3 separate regions of the Homo sapiens genome follow, and regions 2 and 3 are each linked to region 1. Evidence: chromatin loops called from intact Hi-C (ENCODE). Cell type or tissue: mammary epithelial cell. All regions are shown on one strand.

Region 1 (8,000 bases):
CAGGCATGAGCCACCGCGCCCGGCCAGGTGTTTATATCCTTGCACTTAACAATTTCTCATGATATATTTTCAGGTAAATAAATGTTATTTTACAACATCATTTTTAATGATGGCATAGAATTTCTGTGTATAAAGGTACCATAGAATATTTAACCATTTTCTACATTTAGCATTTGGACTGTTTTCAATAAACAGCACTATGGTAAACATTTTCAGCTAAATATCTGTTTCCTTAGGATTAAAATTTCCTTTTGGTCAATTACTAGATATAAAAATGCTGGTCCAAAGCACATACATATTTTTAAGGCAGTTGATAATTAGGGTGGCAGCATTTTCTGAAGAAACCTTTAGCTATTAATGACATCTCACCTGGGTTTTTGCAACAGACAACTAACTCGAGAGAAAAATTTTACTAAGAAAATGTTGCAAGTCACTCTATTTTGTACAGAAAAAAAAATAGTGGAATCTTTTGGTTTTCAAATGAATGTTTGGTTTCAGGTTAAGTTGAGTATGCCTATAGGAGATATGTTTTAAAACGAAGGAATAATCTGGGCCCGTTGATCATTGGAAGAATATAGGCACACCAGAAATGCAGAGGGCACTTTAGTGCAAGGGATTGTCCTGGACTTTGTCCTGAGCCACCCAGGATGTTAGAAGTCCCACACTATTGAGTGGGGTCATTGACAGTGACTGGCAACATGACATGAAACTCTCTTCCTGGTTAATCTTTTCTTTTTCACTTCATTGAAGGGCATGAAGCTGCTCAAGAGTCAAATATCAAATCAAGCCTGTACAAACCACCACAAGCTGAGTAAATTCATTTGTGATTTTTTAAAACAAAAACGCCAGGTGTGACTCAGCACTCCAAAAAATCCAGTGTGCACTCAATATAAAGGAGCTTTGTTGAAGAGTCAAGAAAGAAACAAGACTTCTGGTTTTGGCTCGGCATGTAAGGAGCTTAGAAGTCACCATTCCATCCAAAGAACAACTAAACAGCAAAGAGAACAAAGAATGAAAAAAAAGAACAGCAGAGAATATTCAAGAACTGTGGGACAACTATAAAAGGGGTAACATATGCATAATGGGAATACCAGAAAGAGAAAAAGAGAGAAAGGAATGGAAGAAATATTCAAGTAATAATGACTGAGATTTTTCCAAATTAATGTCAGACACCAAACCACAGATTGAGGAAACTCAGAGAACACCAAGCAGGGTAAATGCCACAAACAAACAAACAAACAAAAAACTCAACAATGAGGCATGTCATATTCAAACTGCAAAAAATTCAAAGGTTAAAAAAAATCCTGAAAGAAGCAAGAGGAAAAAAAATACTTTACCTATAGAGGATAAAAGACAAGAAATATAGCCAACTTTGTCCTTGCAAATAAGAAGAGAGTGAAGTGAAATATTTAAAGTATTTAATGAATATTAAGTAAAGACAATATTTATATTTATTTGTAAGATATAACAAATATAACAAATATGTTTATATTTATTTGTAAGATAAATATAACAAATATGTTTATATTTATTTGTAAGATTAATATAACAAATATGTTTATATTTATTTAAATATAATATGTAATAATGCATACATAAATGATAGATAATATTTACATTTATTTGTAATAAATAAATATTAAATAAATAAAAACATTTGAAAATGTTTAAAATACATTGGAAAGAAGGAAAATATGTCAGAAATTTGAATATACATAAAGAAAGGAAGAGCAGCTTCCTTTATAGCAGCTTTATTCATAATTGTCAGACTTGGAAGCAACCAAGACGTACTTTAGTAGCGAAATGAAAGAGTAAACTATAATGCATTCAGCCAATGTAATTTTATTTAGCACTAACAGGAAATGTGCTATCAAGCCACAGAAAGACATGGAGGAGCCTTAGAGCATATTTCTGAGTGAAAGAACTCAATCTGAAAGTTACATACTGTATAATTCTAACTATATGACATTCTGGAAAAGGCAAAACTATGGAGATAGTAAAAAGATCAGCGGTTGACAGGATTTGAAGGAGGAGAGAGATGATTTGGCGGAACATAGAAAATTTTTAGGACAATGAAAATACTCTGTATGGCACTGTGATGGTGGATTTCTGTCATTTACATTTTTTGAAACCTGTAGAATTACACCAAGCATGAAGATTGATGTAAACTGTGATAATAACATGCTAATGTAGATTTGTAGTAAAGGTACCACTCTGGTAGGGGATGTGATAATAGGAGGAGCTTTGCATGTTTCGGGTGGGTGTGCATGGGAAATCTCTGCCTTCCCCTTAATATTGCTGTGAATCTAAAACTGCTCTAAAAAAATTAAGTATTTAAAACAAGAGAGACAGAAAGACAGGAGAGAACAATATGTAGTAGAACAAGTGGAGGACTCAGAAAAGAAAGGCTGGGGCAGTGGCCTGGGCAGGAAAGTAGAGAAAAGCTATAGTCCCATTTTCAGTGGTCACAAAGAATTACTGGGAAGTGGAAGGGAAGGGTGCACATGTTTATCTTAATTTTATTCTGGAGTTAGTTAAAATGCACTTACCCACACTTTAACAAAGAGAAATGGTTAAATCAATAAACTAAATATGTGCCTTAAACACAGAACACAGAAAATGTAGGTGCTCAGCTCAGGTCCCAGGTGAACACCAGGTAAATAATGGAAAAACTCTCAGAGGTAGAGGGGCTGGAGAAGGAGACAGTGTTGAGGTGTTTGCATATATTCTTTCTAATGTCAATTGACTTCACTCCTCTTCCCTTTCCTACTCCTCACCAGGAAAGAGACCACTATAATGGTCAAATAATTCTGTGTTCCCTTTCTGCACACACTCAACAAAAATGCACACTGCCCTGTTGAGATCTCTCTTCACTGCAAGGCCTAGAGGAGACCATGCTTAATAAGCCGGGAGTCAGGGCCCTGCCCGAGCTGTCATAAAACAAGATGAAAGCCTAGGATACTTTAAATAAGAGGAATGTGGGGGGCACAAAACAGACTGAAATACTAAAGGAAAGCAATAGAAAAACAAAAGAAAACAAACAAAAACAGAACTGAGACAACAAAAGTTGAAAAAATATGTTTTTTTTACAAATCACAGTTGTATTAAAAATATCTTCCCTAGAGAAATTTTGGGGAATATTAATATCTTTTACATAAGGAGTTTCTATCAGCCAATCAATATTTTCTAAACCTAACACTTCTTAATTTACAATTAAATGACAAAGACAAGCCAGTGATTTGGGATGCTTCTTTTATAACAAAATAGAGTATGATTGGTAACTTGTTACATTTAATGATAATGATAGCTTATATTAATTGAGAACTTGCGAAGTGCCAGGAATAGCATTAAATACTTAACATATGTTAACTTATTATCCCATTTTAGAGATGAAAAAACTGTGTCACTGAGACTGAAGTAAATTACCCAAAGACTCATCCTGTGGATGATTGGTAGAGCAGGGCTTTGAACCCAGGCACTCTGATGCCAGCATGCATGTTTTTAACCCTGTACTGCCCTGGCTTCCATGTGGAACAGCGTCACTGGAGTGGAAAGAGCTGATCAACTCACTATGCACAATCTTCAGTAATGTTCTGTAGAGTTTTTTTTTTCAATGAACATAAACTGGTCTTCTATGAAAAAGATCTTTACAAAGATTTACAGCACATTGCTGGTTCCAAAATGCCAGCTTAATAAAGGCAGTTGTGCAGAAGTGCTTTGATGATATCTGTATGAATAAAAGAAGTATTTTTATGATTTGACTCCAAAGAACACAAATCCTTTAAGCTTGTTTAGATCTTCCATGAAGAATGTTGACTTCTACCAATAATCTTTTAAAAAACGAATTCCATTTTAAATATTCAAATAACTTACTCTAAAAATATAAGAACTAAAAAAGTAGTTTTTTTAAAAAATGAACCTACTGGAGTTGTCTTGAAAACAAATGAACAACAGGACAAAAATATAGAAGGTTTCTTTGTGTTCTTCACGTTGAGGCAGACTCCTTCATAGTTCTTAGCAACAAGCATAATGTTCTTAAGAAGTGTGTATCTATCAGATAAGAAAGTATAAAACTAAGGGCAATAATGCAAGAGCAAGACCAGAAGACACCATAGAGCCGTCGGCTTGTATGTTCTGTGGGGGTTGATTATCCACATCAAAGCTTCCAAGTCTTCTGGTTCCTCCTCTTAGGACTGTGTGATCTTGTGCTAGGTTGACAACAATGATGAACAAACATCAGGTCTGACATTGCCAGTCTCGATTTTTACAGAAGTCCCGTCCTGACAATTGCAACACACTCCTGCTTCCCTTTGTACATAGGTAGGATAATGCATTTCTATTTGACTGGAATGTATATTCTCAGTCTCTTCTCACCAGCCTAGGTATTAGCTACTCGGCGGACACATAAGTAACTGTGAGGTGGAATGTGAGATCTCACACAATGCGCACCTTTTAAAATAGTCATGGTGACAAAATTCAATAACAATTTTCTAGGTTGGGGTGGAAAATATTTTCAGAGAAGAATAACGACAGCTAAAACAAAAGGTAGACAGCCGATTTATAATCTAGAGCAATGCACCAGGGCAGGAGAAACACCAGGGTCAGGGAAGTGTTCTGTTCTCCTTTCTCTTTCCCTCTCCTAAAGACAACACTGAAACTCAGTAGCCACATCTATCTTTTCTTTAAAGCACCAGGGTCAGAAACAATATAGGAGAAACAGAGTAGGAGGTTTGTTAAGAGACGACAGAGTCTTTGGAAGGCTCCTGGAAAATAGGAAATACTTCTTGACATTAATTGATCTTTTTCCAAAATCTTCATTATATTTACCTCAAAAGTGCTATATGGTTCTCTTGCACCTGTTTTCAAGATAATAGAGCTTTGGGCAATGATCTCCTAGTCAGTCACCCCATATCGACAACTATTGCTGCACAACTCCCAACTCCTTAGGAAAGGGCTGTGCATGGTAAAGTCATTCACACCCAAATTCTAACAGTAGATGTCAGCACTAGCCTTGCTCATTTAGTTTCACATATGTTTTAGGGAATCAGAATTCAAACTGTTATTTGTTCAATGGCAACATCTTAAGGACAGGAAATATCTAAAATATTATTTTGAAAGAAAATAGATAATTATATGCTTGCCATAAAAATTGAAATTTTCTCTTGGGAATGAAGAATTTGGAGAGGCTGCCCACATTTATGTAGACATGTTGAAATGTAAATTGAAAACCAAGCCTACTTTTAGATAGTTTTTATTCCTCATCAAACTCCCAGACGAATCTATTTGTTATAACATTCCTGAAGAAAGTAACAGATAGTGCTTGAAGTTAAAGAGGGAAAATTCTTATCTTATCGTATAAAATTTACATCTGAAGGCTTGACAGAGTTAGCTTTAATTATGCTTTTTTAAAAACAGACTTTACAGAGCCCGGGTGTGGTGGCTCACCCCTGTAATCCCAGCACTTTGGGAGGCAGAGGCAGGCGGATTCCTTGAGGTCAGGAGTTTGAGACCAGCCTGGCCAAGATGGTGAAAGCTCACCTCTACTAAAAAATACAAAAATTAACTGGGTGTGTTGGCGTGGGCCTGTAGTCCCAGCTACTAGGGAGGCTAAGGCAGAAGAATCGTTTGAACTCTGGAGGCAGAGCTTGCAGTGAGCTGAGATCATGCCACTGCACTCCAGCCTGGGAGACAGAGGGAGACACTGTCTCAAAAAATAAAATAAAATAAAAATAGACTTTATTTTTTAAAGCAGTTTTAGGTTGACAGCAAAGTTGGGCAGAGGTACAGAGATTTCCCATGTACCCCTTGCCCTCCCACACATACAGTCTCCCCAGCTATCAACATCCCCCACCAGGGTGGTACATTTGTTACAATTGATGACCTGTATTGAAGCATCATTATCTCTCAAAGCCCATAGTTATATTAGTCTTAGCTCTTGGCGTTGTACATTTTATGAGTTTTGATAAATATGTGATACGTACTCCCCATTGTAGCATCATAGAGAGTAGTTTTACTGCCTTAAAAATCCTCTGTGCTCTGCATATTCATCCCTCCTGTCCCCCTAACTCTTGGCAACCACTGAACCTTTTTGAATGTCTCCATATTTTTGTCTTTTTGAGGATGTCATATAATTGGAATTATACAATACATAGCTTTTTCATTGACTTACTTCATTTACTAATATGCATTTAAGTTTCCTCCCTATCTTTCCATGGCTTGATGGCACGTTTCTTTTTTTGTTCTAAAAAAAATTTCATTGTCTAAATGAACCACAGTTTCCTTATCCATTCACTTACTGAAGGACATCTTGGTTGCTTCCAAGTCTGGAAATTACAAATAAAGCAGCTATAAACATCTGTGATTCAGGTTTTTGTGTGGACACAAGTCGTCAGCACATTTGGGTAAATATCAAGGAGTATGATTGTTGGATTGTACGTTAAGAGTCTCTTTAGTCTTACAAGAAACTGACAAGCCATCTTCCAAAGTGGCTGTACCATTTTGCATTCCATCAGCAATGAATGAGACTTTTTGTTGCTTCATATTCTTGCCAGCACTTTGTATTGTCAGTGTTCTGGGTCTCTGGCCATTCTAACAGATGCTTATTGCCATCTCATTGTTTTAATTTGAATTTCCCTAATGACATGATGTGGAATATCTTTTTATGTCCTTATTTTCCATCAGAATATCTTCTTTGGTGAGCTGTCTGTTAAGATCTTTTGTCCACTTTTTAATTGAGTTGTTTTCTTGTTGTTTTTATTGTATTGAGTTTTGAGAGATCTGTATATATTTCAGACAGCAGTTATTTATCAGATATGTCTTTCACAAATATTTTCTTCCAGATTGTGAATTGCCTTTTCATTCTTCTGACAATGTCTTTCACAGAGCAAAGGTTTTTAGTTTAATGAAGTCCCGTTTATTCATTCTTTCTTTTATAGATTGTGTCTTGGTGTTGTATCTAAAATGATATCACCACACCCAAGTCATCATTTTCCCCTATGTTATGTCCTAGGAGTTTTATAATTTTGCATTTTACTTCGTGTCTCTGATCCATTTTGAGTTCATTTTTGTGAGGGTGCAAGATCTGGGTGTAGATTCATTTTTATGCATGTGAACATCCAGTTGTGCCAGCATCATTTGTTGAAAAGACTCTTTGCTCCATTGTATTGCCTTTGCTCTTTTGTCAAAGATTAGCTGACTATATTTATGTCGGCATATCTCTGGGCTCTCTATTCTGTTTCTCTGATGTATTTGCATATTCTTTCACCAGCACCACACTGCCTTGATTGCTATAGCTTCATGGTAATTTCTGACATTGCATAGCATCAGTCCTCTAACTTTGTTTTTCTCCTTCAATATTGTGTTGACTATTCTAGATCTCCAAAAAAATAGAATCTTTTTTATCAATAGTTACAAAATAACATGCTGAAACTTTGGAATTGCATTGTGTCTATAGATCAAGTTGGAAAGAACTGCCATTTTGACAATATTGAATTTTCCCATCAAAGAACAGTAATACCTCTCCGTTTATTTAGTTCTTTCATTTCTTTCATCAATGTTCTCTTCATATAAATCTTGGACATATTCAGTTAGATTTATATCTAAGTATTTAATTTTGGAGCTGTTAATGTAAATAGTATTATGTTTTTTCTTTCTTTTTTCTTTTTTTTTTTTTTGAGATGGAGTCTTGCTCTGTCACCCAGGCTGGAGTGCAGTGGCGTGATCTCGGCTCACTGCAAGCTCTGCCTCCCGGTTTCACGCCATTCTCCTCCCTCAGCCTCCAGAGTAGCTGGGACTACAGGTGCCCGCCACCACGCCCGGCCAATTTTTTTTGCATTTTTAGTAGAGACGGGGTTTCACTGCATTAGCCAGGATGGTTTCGATCTCCTGACCTCGTGATCTGCCCACCTCAGCCTCCCGAAGTGCTGGGATTACAGGCGTGAGCCACCATGCCTGGCCAATAGTATTATGTTTTCTTTCTCTCTTTCTTTCAAGACAGAGTC
Region 2 (8,000 bases), 490 kb after region 1:
AAAATTAGCCAGGCATGGTGGTGGGTGCCTGTAGTGCCAGCTACTCGGGAGGCTGAGGCAAGAGAATGGCGTGAACCCGGGAGGCGGAGCTTGCAGTGAGCCGAGATCGCACCACTGCACTCCAGCCTGGGCGACAGAGCGAGACTCCGTCTCAAGAAAAAAAAAGAAAAGAAAAGAAATGTCTGTTGTTTTACCATACTAATTGTGGGGATGATTTGTTATGCAGCAAGAGATAACTCATACAATTGGGGAAATGTTTCCTCATCATTGATTTAATGGCTAAAAGTAATGTGACTGTGTCTCATTAAAAAAAAAAAAAAAAAACAAAACAAACAAAAAAACCTTTCCTATCTGCACATTAAAAAAAAGATGAGAAACAGAATTTTCTAGCCTGTGTCTAAATAATTCAGATTATGAATTTGAACCAACTACTAAAAATATTAAAATGCAACATCTTCCAAAGAGTTTACAAGAATGACTAAATGATATCAGGAAAAACAGAAAGTTATTAATTACATTTCAAGAAAAACCTAAGTACAGTGTTTAAGACTGAAAAAAAAAACTGCAAAAACTGCATTATGACTTAGTTATAATGCCAACAAACACTCCTTCAATCGGAACTGCACTTCACTATTTGTGAAGTGTCTTGATTTAATTAAAACTAGAAATCAAAATAAACTGAACTTAGAACCAGTCCTTTAAATTACCCCATCATAAAGTGTTAAATCAAATTTTTCAAAAACATATCTGCATTTTCAAACACATTATTCATTCTAATGTTTAAGAAAATTTTATAGGAGCAAAAACTAACATTATCTTTAAATATTTCCTATTTAATTACATCTGTGTGTATTTCCGAAGGGATATAAGAAACTAATCTGATAGTGTATATATAAAAATAAATATATGCAAATAAACACATATTTGAAGAGTATATGCTCAAGTTATTTTTACTGGTAGGTGTATGCAATTAAAAGAGTTTATATAGCCCTGACCTCAAAGACAATTCCAAATGCTTTCCCTCAGTTGGCACAACCTATCTTTTTAGTCCTGGTCTTAGAGCCACTTGCAATTCTCAGGACACGATTGACTGAGCTTAGAAGCAGATCCTGTTGCAGAAGTCCCTTTCTACACCACTACTCCTATACCCACTCCCAAGTCCATGGAAGAATTCCTCCTCATATTTCAACGCCTAGCTTACTTGTCAAACAATTCATAACATTTCCTCCCTCCTTCCCCTCCTTTCACCTCTTAATGCTCTCAAAGTTCCTTTTTAACCCTTTTATTACAGAACTTACCATCCTATGTTATATTTTAAGGATTTGTTTCTGTTCCATTTACCCTTAACAAACCAAGGGCTTTCTACAAAATTTGCTTAGTAGCAGGTAGTATGCTGAAAATGCTGTTGAATACATGAATTAATGGATGAACTAATTTTTTCAGAACTTTTTTCCTGTGGCTCAAACTATAGCAAGTTGAAAAGGGAATCTCCTGTCTTATTCCAGTCAGATATCTGTATATCTCACCACCAACATTTAACTTAATAATTATTTTTCCAAAAAAAATTAAAAATTAATTTAAGTAACAGATTCAGCATTTCTGAGCAGATTTCTTACAACCGTGTAAGCAGCAATATCCTATGGTAAGGAGCCAGACTGTGTCAGGTTAAATCCACCTTTGGCACCTATTAACTCTGTAATATTGGATATATTAAATATCCTCATTGCACCTCCATTTCCTCATCTGGTAAAATGGGGAAAATAAGATATGGCACAGACCTTATCTTATTAAAGGTCCATAAATGTTGCTTGTTATCCTGTTGACGTTTTGCAGATGTATTAAATAAATATTAAGTGCTAAATATACTCCCAGACTAAGCCTCCCTGGACCTCCAGTGAATGCACACAGCACACACAGAGATAAGCATGTTAAGGACAGGAGCTCTGTCTACTTTTATTTTCATTGTAGCCCTAGAACCTGGCACATAATAGGTGCTCAATTACTGTTTGTTGATTGATTTCAGAATTCCCCATACATTTCTGCCTTATACAGATTTGAATCCACATTGTAGTTTCAGACTACCCTTTCCAAAAGCATTCTCAGGATGGCTATTGTCAGAATCAGGATGTGGAAAAACAGTTAATGTGGTTATGTTGCAGGAAAAGCTGAGAAGAAGACCTGAAAGGAAATGACAGTTCAATAAAGACCAACATTCTATCAGTAAAATAATGGGAAATGATTCATAAACGCAGTATTTACACACAAGTACAAAATGTTCTAGTACTTCAGAAAGTAAAGAAGGTTCATTTAAAAACAAACAACAACCTTGGCAGACTCTAACATAGAATTAAAAACTTTTAAAAATTAAACCAATTCTATTGTCAGAATTCTTTTGATTGTCAGCAGACTAGAACAAGATTAACTAGTATAAGAAAGAAATTGTACGGTGTCACATAGGTGCCAAATTTAGAAGACTGTCTCGCCAACTTAAAGGTCTCTTCAGGTGGGCCCGTCCATCTCTCTACCCCTTTCTCCACACATCTGTTCATCCCTCTGACTCCAGCCTCTCTCTAGATTTTTAGTTTTTTATCTCTTACTACGGGCAAGTTTCCTTGATTTGGCAGTGGAAAAAAAAAGGGGGAGAAAGGCTGCAAATGACTGCAAGCAAACTGCATCCCAGCTCACTGGCCAGAGGTGAAAGGTTTCCTTTCCTCTTAGCTGCATATAGGGTGGGAAGGGATGCTGGGAAGACCGGACAATGTGCATCCACCACATCCAAAAAGGAAAACATGCTCAGAATTCTACTACCACACACAAACTACATCTCATCTTCACACTTCCTTCCAACATTAATGAATAACTTTTAATTACTATCCTGGTACATATTTTTTCTTTTGGCTTTTTGTCTTAAGCATTTTACCTGTTCCTCCAGAGGCTTTATAATGACCAGATTTAAGTGTCTAAAAGTCATTATGCAATAATTCACCTATCATTTCCTTAATGATTAAAATTTATGTAATTTCCAGATATAGCTACATTTAAAATACATTATAATTATTCTCCTCTTACCTGAAACATGTTACTTTAAAAAAGTATCTCCTTAAGATAATTCTCAGAAATTGAAATAATGGGTGCAATGTTAAGAACATTTATATAGATCTGGTTCTTAGGATACATTATCAAATTTTTGTTCAAAAAGTTGTATTAAATTTCAGTGTCTCCACAATACATACGTGCTGCAGCATCACCATATCTTCATCAGCAGTGAGAATCATATGCAGATAAACGTTTAAGTCATGGTTCCTAAACATTCTCACTAGCTCAGAATGCCGTCATTAATCCTACTACACTTATGGCCTGACCTCCTCACCTGGGAAGACACAGGAAACTGCCAAGCATAGTTCTAGCACACAGTAGGCACTCACTAAAAGTTAGATAAAATTTCAACTGAATGTATTATGTTCCTATTCATGTTTCCAGGGAAGATCAGCTTTTGAAATGTTAGCTTTGATCATACTAACTATAGAAAAAAGATAAGCAAAAAAATATATATCTTCTGGTTACTTCTATGAAAACCTAAGACAGAAGACACAGGACTTACCTTTTTATCTGTCTACTCCCTTGATCTTCTCTTATCTCTGTTTTGGCAGAAAGGACAAATAAATCTGAGGGTTTTGTATTTTTTTTACACAGAAGCATAATGCAATTAGCACTGGTCCTTTTTAAAGACTGTTGTATTTTTAAAGATTAACCAAGCCTACCGTTGCTTAATTAATGTTGTGGGTCAAAACCCTGGATGCCCATCAGAATGACCTGTAGTGGGATTTTAAAATGTAGATATCTAAACCTCTTCCCAAATCCTCTGGTTTAGAATCTCCAACAGGTGGAGCCAGGTATTTGTAATTTTTTAAATCTCCACGAGTGATTCTGACACACAGCCATGGTTTGAGAACCAAATAAATCAACCAGTAATGAGGCATGAGTATTAATGTCAGTTATTCTTAGCCCTTCAATTTAAATTGCAAGCTAAATTTATTAGGGTTTTTTCCTTCTCCCTTTCTGCTGTTTCATGTGTCCATGTGGAGAAGGTTCCACAATAGCAATACTCCCCTCTCTCAACCAGTGCGATTGCTCAGCACCTCTGCCTGCCCTCTGCAGACCAGCCTGCAGCACCCATTCTGTCCCCCTACCCCAGGAAGCCTGTAGTTCTTTAGGTTTCCAATGACTGGCAACTGGGGATGTCCTCTTACTGCCTGACTGAAGGACTGGCAAGTCCCCTGAGCTAACACATCCATGCCACATTCTCCAGAATCCACTGACCTCTGGGACCCTCTCTCAATCTCCTTGTCAGCAACTGGGCCAGGAAAAGCGTGCTTATTTCTTGGGCTCCCTCAAACCCCACCTCTAGTTGTCTGTCTATGCATTTCATCTTCCTCGCTAGACAACATGCTCATTGAGGGCAAGTTTGCATATCTCTCCCTATGGTTTGTAAGGCTCAGAGCTTAGCACATACAGATACCAGACAGGTACGTGAAGAGCAAACATGGGCAGAAAACTGAGGTCCAATCTACACCTACGCCATGCCAAACACCACGTGAAGCCTTTATCTACCTTAGTTCATGCTACCCATACACACTCCTATGAGATAGGATTTAACATTCCCAAATTGCAGGCAAGAATAGAAATGGTCATCAAATGAAGTTCAGTCCATCAAAGACTATAGGCAAGAGCATTAAAAAAGTGGGATTGCATTGCTCTTTTTCTACCTGCTGCCTAGTTTTCTTGAGATAATTTACTGTAAGCACATAGCCGGAAGTCCACATATCCCTTATATGACAGACATGTAGTTATCTAGAGATGTGTTCTCTGTTGGAAATTGTCTAATTGATGAGATCTGACCCAGACAAGTGTTTTCTTTCGATGTTGTTCATTATCATGCAATCTTGGTATTTTAAATAGGATTATGCCGTTTGGGCTGGGCACTTAAAATTTCCCTAAGGGCCAAGGCTGAGTAATTTTCAGGTAATGAGCTTTAATGTCCAAGGAAAGAGACATCCTGAATCACCTTCTGAACCTGTGCCATGAATCTGCTGTAAAACTCAGTATCAGTAGTTCTAGAACCTCACATAATTGATCTTGTGACTTGAAATTGAATCACTTTCAAGGTTTCTTCCAAAGTGGTTTTGCCCTCCTGAACCATACTCTATTACAGCTACACTTATCCAGTCAGCTGAAGAAAAAGAAAATGATAATTCTCTGGTGTTCCTGCCTTTGTTGAGCAGCCTTTAAAGTCACTCTGAGCCCATTTCACCCTCAAGAGCAGAGGCACGCCAGAGGCAAACTCTCCCAGCCTGGAAAAAAAAAAAAAACACTTAGGTAAAATGCAGAGGAAAAGGAGATCTTACTGCTCGTGAGCCAGACTTAGGGATTCAGTCTTTCATACTCCAGGGGCTCTGAGTCACTGTGCTGTGGAAGTGATCTGAGTTATATAAATCCTTGTGCACATCACCAGAGAGAGACTCTATGTCAGTGTGCAATATTAGTGTGCAAAGTATAGTAAAATCTGTGAAGCCAGACCCCACTAGTTCAAAACTAGGGATCATAAAACCTTATACCTGGCACTATCTCCTGTTACAGATGAGTAAACAGGCTCATAGAAGTTGAGTGACTTGCCGGAAACCACATGGGTATTGAGTAGCAGGACAGTAGTTTGAAGGTAGTTCTCCAGAATTTAAGTCCAGTGCTCTGTTTTTAAAGAATATTTCCTGTAAATGCAGGGAAAGCTGAAATTTAACTTTATTCTAAGAAAAATATCACTTATAATCTAAAAAAGCCTAACTGAGGATATAGGTGAGGGTAAGCAGAAAGAGATATGTTTTTCCTACTTAAAAGAGATTACTGGGCTTGAGGAAGAAGTAGGAGGTAAGAATTAGAGGTCCACTCTTGAATTTATCAGCTGGGTAATTGAGGGGAAGTTAGTTGACTTTCTAGTTGTGAATGTCCAGTTTTTGACCTATAAAATGGACCTACTCACAGGGTTATTACAATTATTAAATGAAAGAGTACAGATAAACTAGCTGAAACTTAGCAGGTGCTCAATAAATGTTGCTACTCTTCCTTGAAACAGCTATAAATTAACACATTATTCTTATCCATTCAGTAGAGAGCTCTCCCAAGGACTCTTACTTCATGTTTTTTGGCCTTTTATTGGGTCTACTTATTGGCTTAATTGTTTATTGTCTGCTTCCTCCTACTAGAAGGTAAGCTAAAAGATAGCAGGCCTTTTTCTATCCAGTTCCACTCTTTATTCTCAGTTCGTAGGACAGGACTTGACCGATAGTGACAATTAGAAAAATTTGCCAGGCCAGGCACGATGGCTCATGCCTGCAATCTCAGCACTTTGGAAGGATGAAGCAGGCGGATTGCTTAAGTTCAGGAGTTCAAGACCAGCCTGGGCAACATGGCGAAACCCTGTCTCTACAAAAAATACAAAAATTAGCTGGGCTTGGTGGCACATGCCTGTTAGTCTCAGCTACTTGGGAGGTTGAGGCAGGAGGATCATCTGAGTCTGGGAGGTGGAAGTTGCAGTGAGCCAAGATCACACCACTGTACTCCAGCCTGGATGACAGAGCCAGACCCTGCTTCAAAAAGAAAAAAAAGAAAGAAAGAGAGGAGAAAGAAAATAAAAAAATAAAGAGAGAGAGGGAGGGAGGGAGGGAGGGGGGGGAAGGGAGGGAGGGAGGGAAGGAAGGAAGGAAGGAAGGAGGCAGGGAGGGAGGGAGGGAGGGAAGGAGGGAGGGAGGGAAGGAAGGGAGGGGAAAGAAAGAAAGAGAAAAGGAAAGAAAGAAAGAAAGAAAGAAAGAAAGAAAGAAAGAAAGAAAGAAAGGAAAGAGGAAAAAGAAAGAAAGAGAGAGAAAAAAGGAAGAGAAAGCAAGCAAGCTTTGCCAAGTAACATAAAAGAATTAACAGCTTCATAGGGAGAAGTGAACCCACTTCCCCCACCATAATCCTTTTAAGAAAAGAAGATTTCACTAATTCTTTTATCCTAAATTTTTCCTGTGTACAGAACATGGTTTTATGCATATTTTAACTTATGTATGTATATGCATATATATCCAATATCAAAATAAAGTATATACCCTTTATGAGGTAGTTGTTGTCACTGAAGAAAGAATAGATACTTGGGGAGAAACAAAGAGAAGCTCAATATTAATCTACAAATGTCTTACTTCTTTTACATTAAAAATGATAGACAAAGTCAAACAAGAGCTAATTTAATCAGAGGGGTAGAAACTGTGTGGGAAAATGGCATTGATACAGAAGAAATAGAAGCTGACCCTGTCCTAACAAATTTATGAAGTAAATAGTCCTATTCCAAGTTTACAAATTGGGGAATTGAGGCTTAGCAACTTGTCTAAGATCAAGTAGGCAGCAAGCAGCTGGACCAGGTGGGGAAGTGAGGACAGGGGTTTAGCCATTTAGACCCAACTCATGCCTGGAGGACTCAGCTTGATTTCCCAGCAGATCAGATTACCATTAGCAGAATTCCCAGTGTATCTGCCTCTGGAAAAACCTATATGATCATCATTATTAGAGCAGTGTCATTCCCCAGAGGAGTGAGATCGCTGAATGTCCTTTAGACAAATGATGTATTTGTGACTCATTGCCCTATTATAAATAAAAACACTGTGTTAGCCAATTTTCACCCAGTTATGGTCATTAATAACCCCAAAAAATCTCACTGGCTTTTTAACAACCAAGGTTTACTTCGCATTCACATTTCATGTGTTGGCCATGACTGTGCTCCACATGGCTTTTTCTTTCAGGATCCAGGCTTGAAGAAAGAACTCCTCCGGGGAACATGCTGAACTTGTGGCAGGGGGAAAGCAGAGTGCCAACTGCCATGGCCCTTAAAGCATTTGCCTGGAACTTCTACTCAGACATGGCTTACATCACGTCCTTTCACTCCATTGGCCAAAGCAAGTCACATGGCCAAGTGA
Region 3 (8,000 bases), 780 kb after region 1:
TGAAAGATACAGACAGATAAAAAGCAGGACAAAAGTAGAAGTAGTATTTACTACAGGCAAAATCAGTGAACCTGCATTCTGGGGCTGGAGAAGCAGGGCAAGAAACCAAGAAGAATGCCCTCTGGGAGGTGGAGAAGTTACACTAGGAAAAGACAAAAAGTACCAGTTCCAAGCTGAACAGTTAGCACCTCTCATCTCTCCCACATAAACAGTGTTTAAACAGAGGAGACAAACCAATTCTCAAATACAAAGATGAACAAACAACTAAGAATCTGCAAACATTTGGAAAACACTAATACCTTGAAACAAAGGCAAAAACTCAGCAAGTAAAACATTTTGAAGAATCATAGTTAAAAGAGCTCACAACATTTTGGAATAAGCATATAAAAATCTCTGGAAAGATGTAGAAGGACACTGTAACTAAAACATTAGCTGAATATGGTAGAAATTTAAGACTTGAAAAACAAAATAAAAAGATTGATTTAGGGGCAAAATAGTAGAGTGGACATAGACAAATAGCATTTTGAGAATGCTCTCAAAACAATGGAAAACATAAAGGAATAAAGAATACAAAGAGCCAGGCTCAGTGGCTCACGCCTGTAATCCCAGCACTTTGGGAGACTGAGGCAGGCAGATTACCTGAGGTCAGGAGTTCGAGACCAGCCTGGCCAACATGGTGAAACCCCATCTCTATAAAAAATACAAAAATTAGCCAGGCATGGTGGTGGACACCTGTAATCCCAGCTACTCGGGAGGCTGAGGCAGGAGAATCGCTTCAAAACAGAAGGCGGAGGATGCAGTGAGCTGAGATCATGCCACTGCACTCCAGCCTAGGCAAAAGAGTGAAACTCAGTCTAAAAAAAAAAAAAAAAAACAAAAACAAAAAAAAAAACCAAAGAAAAGTTTAGAGACATGAAAGATTGACCCAGATTTCCGCAGCCATTTAATAAGGGTTCTAGAAATAGGAGTTCATTTTAAAGGCATTCTAGAGAAAACGTAGGTGAGAAAAAATTGAGAAATTAGTAAAATAAGATTTCTTAGATTAAGAAAATATTCATATTGTTAACCACCAGGTTCCAAGCAGAATAAATTTTTAAAAAAATGATTTACTCAGAGTGACCCTTGTGAAATTTCAGAACAAAGAGAATAAGGTGGGCATTCTAAAGGCTTCTAGAGGGTAAACAACGGATGATCTATATAAGAATGAATATCATGTTGACATTAGACTTCAATAATGCTGAATTAAGAAGATTGTAACATCCTCAAAGTTCTGAGAAAAGATTGACCCTAAAATTCTATACCTAGCTAAACTATAACTTAGGTGAAGGCAAAGACATTTTTATAAATGTAACTACTCAAAAAATTATCAACCATGAGTTATCTCTGAAAAAATTAGTAAAGAATGTACTCCCAAATAATGAAAAATGAACTCAAGAAGAAGACACAGGAATAGAAAAAAGGGAGGAATGGACAAAGAAACTAGACAAAATTACAGATGCTCCTTGACTTATGATGAAGTTACATCCCAATAAACCTATTGTAAGTTGATAACATTTTCAACTTACAATGGGTTTATCCTGATGTAACCTCTTAGGTCGAAGAGCATACTGAATGGGTATGCTTTGACACCATCGTAAAGTTGACAAATCATAAATCAAACCATCATAAGTAGGGGACTTATTAAGTTATTATATACTTATAATTGTTAATTAATAATTTAACAATTATTAAGTTAAATCTTAATAATTTAACAATTATTAAGTTAAATCTTAATAATTTAACAATTATTAAGTTAAATCTTAATAATTTAACAATTATTAAGTTAAATCTTAATAATTTAACAATTATTAAGTTAAATCTTAATAATTGGAGGTAAGGAAAGAGAATAACCACCAGAAATGAAAATCCAGATGATCTCAGCATAAAATAGCAGCAGAAAAAGAGTAAGCTGGTAAATGAAGGTATGCAAAAGTTTGTCTCATGATTGAGTTAAATGCTGGATCACTCTAGACATAGAGAGAAAAATATACTTAAAAGGTATATTATAAAAGATATAAGAATAATCATTATGAAGTAGAAATAGATTGTGTAACTTCCAAGCAACTAGAAAAACTAAATGTAACAAAAACAAAATAAAACTTCGATGATTGAATAAAAGACAAAGAACAGGAGAAAATAAGCAACAAAAAACACAAAATCTATAAAACCATATGATAGGAAATCCAAAATTCACTCCTTGTAAACTTACCTGGAATATTGAGAACAATGAAAACAGGCCTTAGAAAGAAGTTTTATTTTAGAATAAGCCATCTTAGATGGAGGGACCCATTGGACCTATAACTTTTGTTGCAGGAAGGGATAAACCTAAGCCTGTCCAAAGCATCTGTCTCCGGCACTTGAAAAGCCAAATTACTGCTTTATATATTTACACATCCTTTCTCATGGGAACCCATAATATATTATGCTTGTGAAAGCTCTTAAGATCATGCTGCTTGCCAAAGAATCATCATAGGAAACCTATGCTACTTCAGAGTTTACATACATAGACAAATACACACATATATACATACAATACACATATATATTCATATATATAAATACACATTTTAAAAAACAGCTTTATTCAGATATAATTTATATGTCACTATATTTACATCATACAATTCAATGGCTTCTAATATATTTTAAGAGTGCAACCATCAGCATAATCTAATTGTAAAATATTTCATTACCCCAAAAAGGAATCTTATACCCATTAGCAGTCAAGTCCCACTTCCAAACTCTCCTCTCCCATCCTCCAGTCTCTAGCAACCACTAATCTACTTTCTGTCTTCACAGATTTGACTCTTCTGTGCATTTCATATAAATGGTATCACGCAATATGTGGTCTTCTGTGGCTAGCTTTTTCCACTTAGCATGAATGAAAGTTTATGCTTTTAAGGCTCATCCATCTTAATCTATCATGTATCTGTACTTCTTTCCTTTTATGGCCAAATAATAATTCATTTTGCTTATTGTGTAAATATACATATATATTATTGTGTGTGTAAATACATATATATATTAAATCTCTATTAATATCTTTTAGAATCATAGTTATAGATTTGGAAGTGGCCTGAGAGGTTATCTATATGCTAGTTCAACCCTTTCATTTATGTATAAGGAACAGCTTAGACAAGTGAGGCATCTTGCCTAAGGCCAAAAGTCAGTGGTTGATGGATTCCAGAATCCCAGACTGATCCCAGTCTGATTCCTTTCTGACTCAGATTCCTTTCTGAGTCAACTGCACTGTTTACTCTTCTAAGGAAAGAAAATAGTTTAAAACCTTTAAGGATATTTTGATGCAGGGAAGGGGACATGGGATGTCTAGTTTCCTGACAGAAAGTGATTGGTTTTTCTTACAGTGAAAGATGTGTTTAATCATTTTAATATGAGCTTCTACCCGGGGAACAACTTCCACACTAGAGACAATCCCCGCCCAAATTCACAGAACTACTGCAGTCCTTGCACAGGAAACATTTGGATTTCATCTAATTTAAATAAATATGTGGTGATATTTTTTCTTTAAGCATCCACAGGCATTCAGAGAGCTACATATGAATATTTGGGCATTATTTCATAAAGCAAATGTTATAGAAAGAAAGAAATTTTCATTTCTTAGGAAGTGACTGGAATAAAAATATGAAACTGAAAAAATGAAATAACAACAACAAAATGTTATCTAAAATGAAAGCAAAGCTGTTGGCAGTTATATATTGTGTGACTTTAATAGTCTGCTTCCCTGCTGGAATCTGACTAGCAATTCCATTTAACCATCTGAGTAATGATTTGTCTTAAAATTTTGCACCTTTTCTATAGGTTTTTGTGTCTTCATAAATGTAGCACTGTGTTTTAAAAAGATAGTGGCATTCTTTGGATATTTTGCTTTTCAAATACAAAGAATGGTGTTGTACACTTTTATACCACTACCCACCATAAATAAATATACCACACCACTATCTTTTTGCTAAGTACATGGTTGATTAATCACTATAGATTAAAGTAATCCCAAATCTAAAAACAATAGTTTTAAAGGCTAGTAGAAAGTGTATCTATAATTTATTGTTGTCTTAACAGTTTAATTTATAAATGAAAGAGTAATTGCAAAATTTTACCTCAAAAAAAAAAAACAAAACCATTTTTGGGATGTGTTCTTTCAATGAGAACAGCACCACCATCTGGAATGCAATAGTTTGTGCAATGAAAGAATTTACATGGTTTTCATTTTGTTTTGTCTTAGGCAACGGGGAAGTAATTTGTCTCTTCCCGAAAGGTTTTACAGGTAAAAATAATGCAAAATTAATATTTTGTTACCAAGTTAAAAATAACTATATTCCTCCTCTCTGACAAGGGATTTCTGTAGTTTGTGTCCGACAGAAATCAATTGATTTTAATGGCATCGGCCACTCATATGATTTTTTTATAGTTCATGTTATTATAAAATTTACATTTCAACAGGGATTTTCTTGGCTATGCATTTTCTCCACAACTAAAAAAAAAAACACATTTTCTTTTCTTTAACCTGAGGTTAAATAAGTTTGATCTGATTTCTTACTTTTTTTCAAAAGTAGTGATTAATCAGAGTATATAATTAAAAAAAGGAAGCAATCCTCTAAAAATTGAAAAATTCATACAACAGTTTTAAGCACTATACAAGCATGCAGAATTATTCTTATCATTATTATATAAATTCAAGGGAACTCTAATAGTGTGGCATATATACACACGTGAATGAAATATAGTTCTGTATAGTCGTTTTACTCAACAGTAAATAAAATTATGCAAGACTTAAGCTCTTCTAAAATTTAAAATACTGTATAATGTTTGTTAAAATCCCTGCTATTCTCATGAATGGAACAAAGCAATTTATTCAAGAGCCAAAAATCACATCCAACACTCTAAACAATCATTTTCTTGTATTAGGACATTTTAGTCAATTGCTTTATTGCTATTGTTTTTCACAAATGAGCCTTAAAACTCAACTCTCCAATGTTCCATTCAGTTGCCAAAATCAATCTCACCCTGCACTGAGCCATGTGCATCCTCTAAAGTGGAGCCAAGAACAATTGTGTTTCCTGAAAAACAAAGGCAAAGATTCTCCACTATGTCAAATGAACACTACAGATAGACATTCTTTCCGATCTATTCCTAATGTCACTTTTGTATTTCAGTTCTCTAGTCTGTGAATATGTTACCATTCAGCTTATTTGATTATGCTTTCTCCTTTACCACTACCATTCTAAAGATACTTAACCTAGTGGCTAACACTGAGCATTTACAGTATACCAGCACTGCAATAGGTGGCTCACATGCATTCATTCATTCTCATGATCATCCTAGGAAGTACGCACTATTACTTTCCCCACTTTTACAGATGAGGAGGCTGAGGTCCAGAGAATTTAAATAAATTTGCCCAAGGTCACACAGCTAATAAGAGGCATACCATGGGTTCCAACACAGATAGTCTGATTTCCTTACCTTAATTTTATGCATCCATCATCAATAGGATATTGGTTTAATAACTTATGATACATCCAGAGAAAAAATACCATTAAAAGTGCAGATGTAGGTCTATATGTATTAATATGAAAATGACCAGATTTATTTTAAGTAAAAAATCAGGTTGCAAAATGCTATGATTTTAAGATCCTGTTTTGTACAAATATTTGTGAGTTGGGTACAGAAAAAAGCCTGAAATGATATATATTGTTAAATGCTAATTGTATTTATCAACAAATAATAAGATTCCAAGTGGGTTTCACTTTCTTTTTGTGAATTTCTGCATTTTATTATTTTAAAAATGATTAGGCATTACTTTTATAGCACTTTTAAAAATGCTACTTTCATTGGGAAAACCAGAAAAGAAATAGACCTTGAAAAATGAGTATGACAACATCCCCTTTTTCTCCCTGTCATTTAGGTCTGTCAGAAATGTTTGTATATATTTGGTGACACCTTTCTAAATATTAGGGAATGCAGAGCTAGGGGGAAAATCTATTTTTATTACAAGTAAATACTTGACATGAGAACTTAACATCTCAAGGTTAATTTAAATATATTAATCCTAGGGATTTTTTTCCCACTAAGATTCAGCAGAAAAGTGTTTATAATCTTCTTAATCATCAGATTTTTTTAAAGATTGCTGACTGGAGCAATGATATTTTTGAACAGTGCCATAAATAGGCTTATGAACTACATGATACAAGGTAAGTCTCTCCTTCAAAGACTTAGCTTCTCCACTCAACAAACAACTATTATGCACCGACTCTGTGCCAGGCACAGACATTACTAAATACATGAAACAAGAGTCTCTACCCTTGAAAGGTTTAAGTTCTAGCAAAAAGTAGACAGCCAAGTAAACACACAGCATGGTTAACTCTGATAAGTGCTTGTATTAGTTAATTTTCACACTGCTATAAAGAAATACCTGAGACTAGGTAATTTTTAAAAGAAAGAGGTTTAATTAATTCACAGTGCTGCATGGCTGGGGAGGCCTCAGGAAATTTACAATCATGGCAGAAGGTGAAGAGGAAGCAGGAAACTTCTTCACAGGGCAGCAGGAGAGAGAGCAGGGAAAAACTGCCAAAGACTTTAAAACTATCAGATCTCATGAGAACTCACTCACTGTCACAAAAACAGCATGGGGGAAACCACCCCCAAGATCCAATCACCTCCCAACAGATCCCTCCCTCGACACATGGGGATTACAATTCGAGATGAGATTTGGGTGGGGGCACAGAGCCAAACCACATCAGCGCTAAATTAATAGTAAAGAAAATCATAGGGTACAAAGAAAGTCTACCTAGTAAGCAAGTCAAAAAAGGCTTCATAGTGGGGTAGCTCTAGACCTGGGCCTGGAGAGATAAAAATTTGTCTTCAGAAAGGAAGAGGGAATGACAAAATATAAGTAGCATTTCAAGGCATAATGAGAGTCAGATGAAAATAACACAATGGTTGGAGTGCTCAAAGAGGCTTTTTTAACTTACAAAAGTAGTATATCCTCATTGTAACAAATGAAACAATACAAAGCATTTAATTAAACAATATAAGGCATTCATTACCTCCCCCCACCCCCTTCCTCCATGCCCACTTCCCCAAGGAACAGCTGAACAGCCTGGTTAAATGATGTAAAAAATATTTTGCTAACATTTCTCATTACTTTATGGCTAAATTGGCTTTTATTAGCTGGTTTGGAGCTTAACTATATTTCCTTCCACACTTTCTCCATCAAACACAGAACACCCACAAGGGTTTTATTTGCTTACTTTTCATTTGCTTCACTTTGGTAAATATGGAATCATTCTACTCACATTATTCAGCAACTTTCTTTTTTTTTTTAATTTAGCCATCTACCCAAAGATATCTCTCTTGCTCAATGAATATAGATCTGATACATTTTTAAATAACTGCATAATATTGCATATAGTGGAATTCATTCGATCATTTCCCTATTGTAGAACATTCAGTTTGTTTTTATTCCTTTTTTCCCTCCCAATACAAACAATGCTTTAATGACCACTTTCTTGTGTGTATCCTGAATTTTGTGTGTGTTTATTTTTATGGGACAGACTTCTAAGTAAGTATTTGTTGAGTCAATTACTATGTGGACTTTAAATCTTAATAGACAATGTTAATTTTATTTCAAAAAGCTCCTAGTAATTCATACACCAGTAATGCATGACAGCATGTATTTCAGTCAGATTTATTTTTTAAATATATCTATCTTTCTCTTTAGACAGTGAATCCCTTGAAAGCTTCTCTGACATTAAATGCCATCACTTTTTAAAGGCTTTGCTAATCTGATGGCTGAAAGATGATACAATTTAAATTTTCCCGGATATCTGGGAAATTAAATAACATTTCTTATGTTTGTTGGACTTTTTGAGTTCCTGTTCTGTCAATTTTCTCTTCATATACTTTGCCCATCTTCCTATCAGATTTTTTATTTGTCTTACTATTTT

What was found. Peaks named below come from ENCODE experiments on the same cell type or tissue, not always from the same donor. Only the 100,000 strongest peaks of a DNase experiment are listed, where the experiment ranks them.
Region 2: it touches region 1 in a loop (3.0-fold over the local background); 2 of 110 quality-filtered maps call a loop at or near these places.
Region 3: it touches region 1 in a loop (15-fold over the local background); 11 of 110 quality-filtered maps call a loop at or near these places.

Annotation. Positions count from the first base shown.
Region 1 is chr12:46,931,159-46,939,158 of GRCh38, reverse strand. No RefSeq gene overlaps it. Among named protein-coding and RNA genes, the nearest start is that of SLC38A4, 110 kb to the right of the region's middle. In mammary epithelial cell, a CTCF peak has its summit at 4,984 (motif pointing right); a DNase peak (open chromatin) is centred at 858; H3K27ac peaks cover 451 bases.
Region 2 is chr12:46,439,963-46,447,962 of GRCh38, reverse strand. All of the region lies in intron 2 of SLC38A4-AS1 (SLC38A4 antisense RNA 1), which reads right to left. The region is part of intron 1 of LOC124902923 (a long non-coding RNA gene); the gene reads left to right. Among named protein-coding and RNA genes, the nearest start is that of SLC38A4-AS1, 60 kb to the right of the region's middle. In mammary epithelial cell, a CTCF peak has its summit at 3,889 (motif pointing right); DNase peaks (open chromatin) are centred at 5,072 and 5,452; H3K27ac peaks cover 5,061 bases.
Region 3 is chr12:46,149,672-46,157,671 of GRCh38, reverse strand. No RefSeq gene overlaps it. Among named protein-coding and RNA genes, the nearest start is that of SLC38A1, 120 kb to the left of the region's middle. In mammary epithelial cell, a CTCF peak has its summit at 4,230; a DNase peak (open chromatin) is centred at 3,241; H3K27ac peaks cover 377 bases.